Regions from separate parts of the Mus musculus genome. Here region 1 is linked to region 2. A link is a loop called in an ENCODE intact Hi-C map of the cell type or tissue named here. Cell type or tissue: heart. All regions are shown on one strand. Links, peaks and the distances in the headings refer to the core of each region. The heading gives the core; the rest is flanking DNA. Region 1 holds the start of Tial1 (Tia1 cytotoxic granule-associated RNA binding protein-like 1). Region 2 overlaps Rgs10 (regulator of G-protein signalling 10).

The links. Peaks named below come from ENCODE experiments on the same cell type or tissue, not always from the same donor. Only the 100,000 strongest peaks of a DNase experiment are listed, where the experiment ranks them.
Region 1: it touches region 2 in a loop (2.3-fold over the local background); 4 of 42 quality-filtered maps call a loop at or near these places.

The regions. Positions count from the first base shown.
Region 1 is chr7:128,457,539-128,463,888 of GRCm38, forward strand. Tial1 (Tia1 cytotoxic granule-associated RNA binding protein-like 1) reads right to left here and starts at 4,135. Exons shown (of 12, transcript NM_001347640.1): 1 at 3,587-4,135. The coding sequence starts at 3,618. It overlaps Gm32816 (a long non-coding RNA gene), which reads left to right and starts at 4,182. Exons shown (of 4, transcript XR_378509.4): 1 at 4,182-4,714. In heart, for the core only: no CTCF peak of the experiment used is centred there; DNase peaks (open chromatin) are centred at 3,123, 3,873 and 4,243; H3K4me3 peaks cover 2,395 bases; H3K27ac peaks cover 1,961 bases.
Region 2 is chr7:128,369,582-128,375,931 of GRCm38, forward strand. Rgs10 (regulator of G-protein signalling 10) reads right to left here. Exons shown (of 5, transcript NM_026418.2): 5 at 4,044-4,461. The coding sequence ends at 4,315. Among named protein-coding and RNA genes, the nearest start is that of Gm39092, 5.7 kb to the left of the region's middle. In heart, for the core only: a CTCF peak has its summit at 2,941 (motif pointing right); no DNase peak of the experiment used is centred there; H3K27me3 peaks cover 129 bases.

The DNA.
Region 1 (6,350 bases), core at 1,829-4,328, 88 kb after region 2:
AAAATGATACCTTTATCCCTGACATTGGGTCTAAGTGTCATTGGAGACTAGAAAACTTGGCAGTTTCACAGCAGGCAGAAGTTCACACTGCCAATGAACGACTTCCTATGTCCAACTAGGCAGAAATTAACCACACTGTGCCTTGAAGAAAGCTAATGACAGCTTTTCCACCAAATGTGCTCTCGCTCTAGAAAGTAACCCCACCAAAACTGAAATTACCAGTCCTTTTAAACAAAATATAACGGGGCTACATTTCCATAAAGGTAGTTTTTTGATTATTCTTAACAAGTTCCTATACAAAAGATTTTCAACAATAACCCTCAATAGCCCTCTAAAGGGTCTAAGTTGTCACTACTTCATTTTAGGAAGGCAGCAAAGTAGAAGAAAGGCACAGTAGAGTAGGGTAACTAACCTGACCAAGGACCTTTAAAGGTTGCACCCACACACACTTTGAAGAAACAAAGATGATTAAGTTGAACCAGATTGATTACAGCCACAATACAGCTAAATCAATGGTGTGGTCAAGGCTATGAGATCCTTAGATTGTTTTCTTCTGCTTTGTTCACACATCTTCAGAACACACTCTAAATTGATGGCTTATTTCCTCTTTTTTACTGAGTATCAAGGAAGAATAAATAGCCTTATTGGGTTGCATTAGTTTTACCCTAGATCCACAGTTTCTAGGGTTTTAGTACACCAAACAGATGACTAAACTGCAATTGACTGATATAATTTAGTGTTGAACTGTGGGTTCAGATACCACAGATAAATCACTACAGTGCAAAAACACAACCCAAGGTTGAATGAAGTGTATCCTACAAGGCTGGTCTACTTCAAACACAAGTATTTCAAGTACTATGATCTCATTGGTTTGTTTTTAAGATCACTAATAACCCCAAATAAATGTCAAATAAGAATGAGAACACCAGAAAACAGACCTTTAAAGCATCTATATGACAAACAGGATTTCAGACTCAACATCAAGGCAATTCTATACCACTTTAAATACCATCAAATAAATTAGTAATACTGTAGATAATGAATATTTAAAAACCTACCTAGGCTATAAACACCATATTGTTTTCTGAAGATAACCATATGTCTTAGCTTGTGTGTGTCTGTAGGAAGAAAACCTTACTAGTAACACACAGGCATTTTAAAGTAAACAAGTTAAGATAAGCTTTATTTAGAGTACATTATTTAAAACCATAGTAGCCACTTGAGAAGCCTAATCCATAGATCACAATGCAAAATATAGGCCCTTCATAAGTAAAATCATATCCTATTAAACATTTACTTTGATGTAAAGACTTTACATTAGGTTTACATATATATATACATGTAATATATACATGTGTATGTATACATATATATATGTGTGTGTGTGTGTGTGTGTGTGTGTGTATATATATATATATATATATATATATATATATATATATAAACAAACTTCAGGAAGTATGACAATACCTGTAATTTAAATCAATCAAAAAAATTAAAAACCAGACAACACTATTTTAACCAAAGTACATTTGTAAAAAATTTGAGCACCTCTTATTTTTCAGAGTGAACTAAGCGCAGGAAAGGTTAAGTCCTAGGAAGCTGTACAGTCCTTATACTTAAAAACATAACAAAACCACCTCAACTTCCCATGGAGAAAAGTGGGAAAAGGAAGGTATATGAACACATACTGACACACAGGAACAACAGAGCTAAGATGTTTATTCACTCATGTGTATACATCACAGTTTTAGGTAACCAAACATAGACACCTGAAATGTCTTTCAGAAAAAAAGACAAGAGATCTGAGATGATAAATGTATGAAATATTAAAATTTAGCTCTGGTCTAAAGAAGATGATAGAGTGGATGCAAAGAAATTACAGGAATTAAAAAAAAAAAAAAACAGAAAAGGAATACTATGTAACAGACAAAAACAAGAAACCTCTTCTAAGGAACAAATAGATGCAGTTAATGAGACCTGAGAATTTACCAATTACCCAGTAGCTATTATGATGCAATGATGACATTTCAGGTATTTTAGATACAATGTAACTGTCATCTTCCTTGAATATATACTTGCTAGGCCTTCCCAGATACTTGCTAGCTTTCCCAGATGCTGGAAGATCTCACACACAGAAAGATTTTCATTCAGGGGGTATAATATGTTTAGGATGTTTTCAAGTTTAAAAAAAAAAAAAAAAAAAAAAAAAGATGTTTTCAAGTTTCCCAAGCCAGATGTTAAGCGAAATAAAAATGTAAAGTATAAACAATGCTCAAAAAATATCTGTTATCAACACTGAATATACATATGGACCTTCTTTACTGAACATATTTTCTGTGCTACGCATGAAGCTCTGAGAAGCTAGCTAGTCAGAGGTCCTGAATGTCTATCCACCGTCGTCGATTCCCTAAAAAGTACTTTCCCCATCAGCTAACCCAGCCAAGTGGACTCTGACCATCATACCAATCAATACTAGGCAGTGGGAGGCAAGAGAGACAAAGCAGTAGGCTGACTCTATGTATTTACTCCAGGCAGGAGTAGTAGGCCTGGAGAGGCTGGGAAAACCCAAGGTGCTCACTTTAAACAATGAATTGGAAATTACTCAGACTAAGGAAAAAAAAAAAAGAGTGCCACACTATTTGGAAAGGAATACAGACGCTGAGTCATCACTCTGCATGGGAGGGGGGGCCGGCGGAGGGGGGTAGGAAACGCCAATTAAGCGGTTGGAAGATGCGATTCATTCATTAGATTGGGCTTCAGGTGAAACCCGACAGCTATACCGCGAAAAATAGCACTCAAAAGACAGGTAACAAATAGCGGGAGCAGTCATCCTTTTATCCAACTCCGATGGTCCGGACGCACAAACGGATTAGGAAGCGGCATCACTAACTGAGCGAAAGGAGTTTAACTGGTTGTCAGGTTGGCGCAGTAAGCGCTCAAAGTAAACTTCGTTATCCAAGGGACAGAGGTGGTGCACGGTGGCGAAAAGCAATCACTTTGGCACTTCAAAAGCAGCAGGCGCTAGGCGGGTGTTTCTGACAGCGTGGGGCACGTGGGGCAGAAAGAGACAAGGGGCTCCTCTGGTTAAAGAGTGGTAGACTGGGGAGAAGGACTCGGAGCGACTGAGGCTGAGGACGTGGACTGCTGAGGACGTGGACTGAGGCTAAACGTTCAAGCCAAAGGATGCAGTAGTGGTCCCACCCCCGCCAAGCCCTGCCCCCGTAGGGACCCACAGCTCCTGGCTCAGCCCGGAGCCCCCAAAGCACAGGGGGAACAGTAGCTCTCCCGCGCCTGACAGCCTCAGCCGTGCACAAGCCCAGCCAAGCAAGAGTGTGCAAAAGAAGGGGTCGGGAGGAAAAAGTCGAGACAAGCCCTAGACCCTAGGAAGTGACTGTGTTTGGGGGGGAAGGGAGGGCTTCCTTCTCTGGGAAGGGGGACAGATGAGGAATGCACTTCACAGCCGCGCCACCGCGACGCCCGGCTCTCCGCTTCTAGTCCCGGGCTCCTGCTCTCCCTTCCTCCCTCCGCTTCCCGCAGTGCCCGGGCCACTCGGTGCCTGGCACCCCGGGTCTCGGGTACTCACAGAGTCCGGGGCTGTCCGTCGTCTTCCATCATGGTGGGTGCGACGGAGTGATCCCGGGACAAGGGGGAGGGCAGGGCTGGGGAGGGGAGGGGGCGGGAAGGAAGGGGAGGGGGGCTCCGGGCGCCGGCTGGGGACAGAGGAAAAGGTACTGAACCCCGCTCTCGGGTCCGCTCCCCCCAGCCCGCTCCGGACACTGCGCTCCAACCAGGAGGAGCAGGAGGAGGAGGAGGATGAACAAAATGGCCGCCACCACCAGCCAGGCAGGAAACGCGGCAGGGCGCAGGCGCGGCCCGCCAGGTCACTGCTCAGGCCAGCTGCGACGGCCTGTCCGGCAAAAGTAGCTAAAGAGACAGAAAGCCCGGCCAAAGAGTACACCCTGCGACTGGACACGACGGAGCACGTTGTCGCTGTGGGCCTGCTGGCCAGTCAAGACCTATCCGGGTCCAAGAGAGACCCAACACAGAGAGAAAAGCCGCGAAACCAAGTCTCCGGGAATTGCGGTCCCGGGAAAGTGGGGGAAGCCCTTCTCCAGTGGCCTTCTGGGAACTGTAGTTCAAGGCAGACCCTGCGCCTGCCGGAGCGCGAAGGAGAGATTTCTGGGTAGTGTAGTCGTACGTGAGGACGTGCCGCGACTAAGTAGTCGGCGTGCCGGGATAGAGCGAGGAATAAAAGGCGGGCGGCCGAAATAGAGAGGAGCTGTCCGGGAAGTAAACTACAAATCCCAGAGTGCCTCGCGCCGGGGCCCGCCCCAGGATCGCTCTTAGCATCTTAAGGCTCTTCTGTTGGTCCAGTGTGAGCTTCTGCTCCGCCTCCGTCCAGCCCCAGAGCGGTTTCTTCAACTGCAGATCAGGCGGTGTGCTGGCTCCGCGTGGTTCTCCCGTCAGCCGGCCTTGCCCGCCTCTACTCTCAGAACTGCTGGTCCGTGTTCAACAACCGACGCCTCACGCGACGGGCAAAAGAGTGGCAACTCTGAACCCGGAGAGATGTAGCGGACATCGGGCAACACCAGATCCAGCCTTGTCTTTGAGCACGTGTTCTAACCAGATAGGCCTTTCTAGACTATACCGCTTGTAACTTGCTTTACAAGTTCCACAAGGATCGCTACCCATTATCTCATCGGATTAGTGGGTAAGGCTGCAAAAGAGCAGCCCCTCATTCAAATGGCTTGTACCGCTCTTTCAAATCCCTACTTAAAACTTAAATATTCGCGTGGTGGCGCACAGTGCTACTGAACAGGAGGATAATGGATTTAAGGCCAGCCTAGAAATAGATACCAAGACCTTATCAAAAACTAATAATCAGTGAAAACAGCAAAGAGGCTCAACGACCAGGTCTCATGCCAAAACAGTCTGGAGTTCGGTATTGGAGGACACGGGCTGCTAGTATTGAGATGCTAAAGCAAGAGAGGAGATAGAATCATGACAATCTACTGGATGTACACCACATTTGTGGCTGAGGCCCCTAGGGGTCAGACGAAGGGATGGCATTCCCTGCCTGAGACTGGAGTTAACAGTGGTTGTGAGCTGCATATGAGTGCTGAGAACCAAACTGGAAGCCACTGTAAGTGTGCTCTTAACCAGCTCTCCCGTGCCCCCAGCTGCACACTGTCTCATTGAAGGAGAGAAAAGGTCTGGTGGCCAACAGAGAGCTTTGGGGTAGCTTATAGATCTGCTTAGCTGCATACTGAAACCCTACCTGAATTTACAGGTACAGTGGGAGATTGGAGGCTGCTTCTCCATGAGCCTAGGAAGGAGAGAGTAAGTCTGAACGAGAAACGGATTATATCCCAAAGTGAAAAAGGAAAGAGCAACTGGGCGTGGTGGCGCACGCCTTTGATCCCAGCACTTGGGAGGCAGAGGCAGGCGAATTTCTGAGTTCGAGGCCAGCGTGGTCTACAGAATGAGTTCCAGGACAGCCAAGGCTATACACAGCAAATCCTATCTCGAAAAAGCCAAAAAAAAAAAAAATTAATTTTTTTTTTAAAAAAGGAAAGGAAAGAACTTCAGAGAGCTTCAGAAATCTACACAAGTGAAACAAAGGGGTCAGAAAAAAAAATAGGGAAGGGAAGAGGTGGGGAAGGCACCAAGCTCAGCCTCAGCCATACAGTTCCCATCCACTTCCAAAAGGTAAGCCAAATGAAACGCAGGCAGTCCTATACCCAGAACAAGCCCACAACCCTTGTAAGCCTTAAATCCAGGTTTGACGCAGCAGTAATTGCCCCAGCAGAAAAATTCAACAGCAGAGAGAATCTTATCTTGTCACACTGTATGACTCAGAGGCCAGTAGCCAGAAGCAATCTGAAGGGAGAATCTATTTTTAAAAACAGCTACCTGGGGACCTGAAACCAGGGAGCGCCCACAGAGCCTCAACCTGTTAGCATCCCAAGACAAAGAGAGGTCCACACATGCTGTGTAGAGAGCAGGAAAGCTAGTCACCAACAAACCAAAGGATGCAGGTGACAGAATGTTCTCAGGCTGGGAAAACCATGGAGAAATTATTAGGTGGCTATGAGACCCATGGGTGGATCAAATTCTAGAGTCACCTACCTGTTACTACTGTTAGTGCTTAAGGATACTGGCATTCCAAGGGGTGTTTCTGATACCCACAGCTGGATCCCTCCAGCAGGGTGGTTAGTATTCAGGAGGTCTTGTAAGCATGAAGCTGGGGCCTCTAGCTGTCCCAGGCTGCAGTTCATACCCCATTGCATTTAGGAGACGCCCTTCAGCTAAAAGGGTTATCCCAGCAGTGTGATGTGGAGAGTCGG
Region 2 (6,350 bases), core at 1,415-3,914:
CAGCTTCAAACTCTGTGACACGTGACAGGATGCATGTCCCTGTCCCTGTCGGCACAGCTCTGGGGGGACCCTTTGCTCTTCCTCATCTGAGGCTGAAATGAGAGGCTCACCCCGAGAACAGAGCTCACCCACCATTATCCATCCGAAGCTCTGCATCTCCCCTTCACACCCCCAGTACAACCGAGCCTATGGGTCTCAGGGTGGAGTACAATTGGCCAGTCATGCCCCATCATCTTTGGGGCCAGTTGCATCACCACCTGACCAGCTGTTTCCACTATTTTCTCCCATGGCATTCTCGTTGTACCCATTATTTGGCCCAGGATGTATGTAGTAGGTGTTCATTAAATTCCTGTTGGGGGAGAAATGAGCATTCTTGCCAAAAGCCAGCATTCACCCCAGCCCAGCCTTGCAAAGGTTCTGTTCCATGAGGGGATAGGCCGAAAGGAAGCTGGGTCAGAAGACAGGCGTGGCTTCACCCCCAGGTTCTGCCCCTTACAAGCATGTATTTGTAAGGATTTGCCATTCCACTTGGTGTTCTCACCCCAAATCTCTTTGGGGAGGAGGCTAAGAGAAGGAAGCTCCAGTGGTTCGGGTCACCAATAGAAAGGAGTCTACAGTGGGAAAGCCACAGCAGGAGCGGGAGATCGCTCCACAGGTAAGGGCGCTTCCTGCAAGCCTGACAACACCTGAGCTCAATTCCTGGGTCTCATATGGTGAGAGGCAGGAACCACCGTTTGCAAGCTGTCCTCTGATCTACATATATGTGCTATCATGTGCTCTCTCTCTCTCTCTCTCTCTCTCTCTCTCTCTCTCTCTCACACGCGCACACACACACACGCACACACACAATTTTAACACTAAAGAGAAGACAGTATAGAAGCCTCAGGGAGGGAATCACCATGGCTTGCTCTCAGAAAGCCAGGCTGAGTGACCATAAAGGAAGAGGAAAATGTTCCCCGATGGTGCTCTCTACAGGTGGGAAATGGAAATGGGGGTGTACACTGGGAACAAGCAGGTGACAGGCACTTGTGAGTGGCCTGAGACAACGCAGCAGGGAATAGAGAGAGCCTGAGAGCCACAAGAGATGATGCCGTTCCCTGCCTGCGGCATCAGCGTAGCAAGAGTTTAAACAGATGCCCAGGCAAAGACAGCAAGATGGACCCATGGCCTGCAGGCTGAGTGCAGAGGTCTCTGGAGACCGTTGTACTAAGCATGTCTTTTGATTCTGCTGCTGTGATATCTGCGACCTTGATGACCTGAGGCTGCTCCTCCCAGAGCTGGCCAGTTTCTAGGCCATAAGCTACTGGACTGCATCCTTCATACACAAACCAACCATGTTGGTGCCTACCAACTACACTAAACCACCTGTGTCGTGCTCTCTCATGCTGGGCTACTGGCCACCCACCCTCATCGCCTCATGGCCAGGTACAAGATAACTGGGGACAATCATATCCAGGATCCTAGTGAAAATATGCAGATTGGCCAATCCCAAACATCCTGGCCTTGCTTGTCCTACCCAAGGAATGACGACAAAGGCTCCTTCCCCAACCCTCCTTGTCCTGCCTCTTGATGGCACCCTGGTGCAGCCTTGACTGTACACCCTCCTCTTAGGAACTGTGAGCAACCAAATCTCTCCAATAGTAACTGTCTTCTGGCTTGTTGGCCGCGCTAGATCTTAATAATAAGAAGAACTACATCTATAGATTTCAAAGCGGTGTGAATTGTCACATTTGTTTATCACCTGTCCCCTTCAATATTAGCATCTAATGATCCCCAGCACACTGCTGACCTAGTTTAAATACTAGTGAGTGGATGGACGGATGGATGGATGGACGGATGGATGGATGGATGAATAGATAGATGTTGGATGAGTAAATGGAGGAATGATGAGTGGGTGAGTGGATGGATGTTGGATGGATAGATGAAGGGTGGGTGGCGGTGTGAGGAGGAATGGACTGAACAGACAAACATAAAAATAAAAGTGGGGGGTTAGATAGAAGCATCTATTTGGCTGCATGGATCCCCTACCTTTCAGTCTCATTGCAGCTGCTTCATCAGGTACAAAGTTCTGTGTGTACCCAGTTTTGCTGTAAATTCTGGTAGTCTGGAAGTGAGGAGAGAGGACACGAGGGAAGGTGCTTTTTCTTTTTCTTCATACGGACACCTGCTGGCTCCCTTATATAGTTATATGCCTCTTACTCCCGTTAGTGTCTTCTAAAATAGCCTCTGAACCCAGTGGTGCAAGGAGAAAGGTCAGTGTGAGACCTCCAGCTGCTCTGGTCTCTGCCTATGGTGGGCTTTCTGAACCATGCTGGCCTGCACCCTCGGTGACACAGAGGGTCCACCTGCACGTCCTTGGCCAGACCGCATCGTTAGCTTTCGCATTTTATGATGTACTGGTCTCCTCCGCTTATGGTAACCAGATGGCTCTGGTAGCAGGGCCCTCAGGTGTCACTCTCAGTATCTCCCCTCAGTCCCAGGTTCCTGAGATGGGGAGAGAGACACCCACAGGAGGCATGTGCCTGAGGGATGTGTAACGGCCTGGGCTTGTGGTTACCAGCAGATGTTCAGTGGCTTCTCCATCCTCACCAGGGAATAGCTCCCCAAAGGCCATTCCTCCTCCAGGACCAAGAGGAAAGGAGAGGAAGCATCCAACGGACCAACAGACTATGGAGTCCAGACAGGGTACACAAGAGGTACCAGAGGGTCTTAATCAAGGCATACTGTTAATGGCTTACCAGAGACATTGGGCCACCATAATTCCTTTGGAGTTTTGCAGGTTTTCATATCTATTATTTGTATATTATTTGAATGTTTATTTCCTTTGGGTTTTTGTATTATTTGAATATTTATCTTTTATTTTTAGAGATTTATTTTTATTTTATACGTATGAGTGTTTTGCCTACTTTGATATCATGTGCTCCATGCGCCTGCAGTTCCCACAGAGGCCAGAAGAGGGCATTAGATCCCTTGCAACCGGAATTATAAACAGTTGTGAGCTACATTATGGATGTTGTGAATGGAACCCAGGTCCTTTGGAAAAGCAGCAAATGTTTTAAACCACTGAACTATCTCTTCTGATTACTTTGTGAAACAGGTTCTCAATATGTATCCCTGGCTAGCCTGAACTTTATATGTAGACCAGGCTGGCCTTGAACTCACCAAGATCCACCGACCTTTGCCTCCCAAGAGCCGGGCTGACGACATGCCTGACCATTATAATTTTAAAATGTACCTCACCTTGTCTCTCAAGTGTCCTGGTTTAAGTGATAAGCCATATTGTTACCTCAACTGGCAGGAGATGTTGCAGATGACAGAGCCTGAGTCAAGAGGCCAATAAGCAAGGAAGACTGGTGGTTTTGTGGTACAAATGAGAGCTAACAAGCATGCTGGGGACAGTCTAGCAGTAGTGTTAAGCCCTGCCAGTGGTGTGGACACTAGAGAGCTGAGCCTGATCTGGGATCTTAATAGGATCCACTGTAAAAGAAGAGTGGGTGGTCTAGGGTGGCTGGAACCCACTGGTCGTTCTCAGCGGGTTCCTCAAATGGAGAAAGCTGGAGAAGGACGTGCAGGTGGATGAAGGGAAGGGTGACCATCCCATCAACGTCAACTTCAGCACACATCTTGTGCTGAGGTCCCAGAGGACACCACCTGGAACAGCCATCATCCCTGAACAATTTCTCTTTTGATCTCTCCCTGGCTGGGACAGTGTTTCTGTAGAGATGATGTTTAAATGTGTGTGGCCTGAAATGTCACAGATTAAGGGCCCAGGATGCCCACGTGAGAAATAACAGCCTTTTGCTAACGTGGTCATTCAACCCCCTAGATCATTAGCCGCTGCCAGAGGTTTGCTTTGGCCAGTACTGAACTTCTCTCGAGAACTATTTAACCCCCAAATAAACCACAAACAATGCCCGCTACCCCTGTGATTGTCAGACCAACTTGTGCTTTGGATCATTAGCCAAGAGGGTCTGTGGACAGACACAGCCCAGGCAGGAAGGGCAGGATAAAGGCTTACAAAGTAGAAATGACTAAAGGGTTCACTTGTAGCTTCACGAACACTTTAATCAGGATTGAAAGGCTGAGTGTCCAGTATTGGCAGAATCTCATGTGTTTTTGTGAACTGACACTTTAAAGCTACTTTTGTTTTTAATGGAAGATTAGCATCATGCAGAGGTTGCTGTTCAGTTAATAAAATACACATATCCAGAGGGAAGGTCTAGCACACTCCAGTCCTCAAACACAACAAAGAAATGACAGCCTGTACAGTCCTAAGAGTCCATCCCTCTCCTTCGCTGGGGTGAAGGGCTCAGCTTATGTGTTGTAAATTCTGGAGGCTCGCTTAGCTGCGGTCTGAGCATCCGGGGGCTCTTCTTCCTCTTCCTCAGTTCGCTTGGGTTTCAGAAACAAGTCAGACTTCAAGAAGCGGCTGTAGCTGTCATACTTCATGAGATTGAAGATCTAAAGAGGAAAGAGAAGAGTCTGATGGTCGACACCAACACAGACCATAAATCACCCTGTCAAATACCTACCATGAGCCAAAGAATAACACACGCACACACATGCATGCACACACATGCACATGCATGCACACACACATACACAGGCGCACGCGCACACACACTAGTCCATGCTAGTGTAGGACCCAAGAGACGGCTCAGCAAGTAAAAACACTTGCTACACAAGCCTGATGACATGAGTTGGATCCCCAGAACCCGCAGTAGAAAGAGAGAGCACTGACTTCCAAAAGTTGCCCTCCACCTTCCGCCCACATGCCACGGCATGCACCTGCCCACAATGACAGACACATCATGTGTGCACACACAGATGATAACAATAAAGAGAAGAACAAGAACAACACTTGGCGTAGGGCTGTACTGGGCAAGGCAGACTTCCTGTACGTTATTGATCATTACGTACATCATCTCAATGGACGTTATAGATTAGAGAATCATATGTACAAATACATCCCTTTTTTCCCACAGAAATAGATGCCCACATACCTGAGTCATACTTTTGCCTCAAACAGCCCTTAAAGAACCTTCTCTGGCTGGGTATTGTGGCACTTGCCAGTAATTCCAGCACTCAGGAGTTCAGCCTCAGCTACATAGTGAGTGTGAGTCCAGCCTGAGTTACATGAGACCTTGTCTCAAAAAAGAAATCTTTTAAAAACCTATTATTTAGACCTAGTCAGACAAATCTAGTGAGATAGAGGCCAGCCTGGTCTACAGAGCAAATTCTGGGGCAGCCAGGACTACAGAGAGGAACCTTGTCTTGAGAATAAATAAATAAACCCAGTAAATTTGGTATTGGAGACCTCAAACCTGTTACCAGGCCAAGAGACAAAAGGGGGTGTGTCTAATGCAAGGGAGGGATACACGCAGTCTCTGTTAGAAGCCGCGGGACCAGGTCTCAGCTACAGAGAATGGAAGTCAGCAGCAGAGACCCCTGCACCGTCAGACAGGTTGAGATCTCTAGAAAGCAGTGATTCTGAGGTACATCGGGGCTGAATGGGACCCGATGGAGCCCTTGGGACTAGAGAGAGCTGCACCTGCTGGCACATACTCCAAGGACTGTCTCACACAGAAGCCTCCTGTCTTTGGGCCACATCCCCTGGATCCCAGATCCACTCCTGCCTGCTTCCTCACCCTACAACATGGAGAAGGAAGGAAGGAAGGAAGGAAGGAAGGAAGGAAGGAAGGAAGGAAGGAAGGAAGGGCACATTTCCTCCTGATGTATAGAATCGTCTTTTCAAGACATAGTCAAGTCTCTCTCTATGTCACCATCTCTGTCTCTGTCTGTCTTTCCTTCATATTAAAGGGCCACAAGGCACACCAGGGTGCCTTCCAGTGCAGCACAGCTCATGGCTTGCTGAGTGAAAAACTCCAAGATGCCACTCACTGTCAGGCAGGGTTGTCACGTAGGTGGTAAAATCTTGACATCTTTTAAACATGCTTTCTCCCAACACACACATGAGCTGGGGCCTTGGGATGTCTGCTCAGGAGATGGGAGGTTCCTCCAGAAAGAATAGAAGCTACTTTCCTTCGCCTCCATGCTCCCAAGAGGGCCCAGGAAACATCTGGCGCATCGGGCTGCGCATAGACTGTTCAATCGGAGCCATTCCCCTGTGCCCACCAGGCCCCTAGAGACAGTCCTGTCTCACCCAAGCTCTGGGGAAGTTACCTATTTTGTATTAATTTTGTAATCTTTAAGAGGTAAGCATAACTTACTAAGGCTTGGACACATCACTTTTTAACAAAACATAACACCTCCGAAATTAATATATATATATATATATATATATATATATATATATATATATATATATCAGCAGGGTGAGGAGGGTAAGG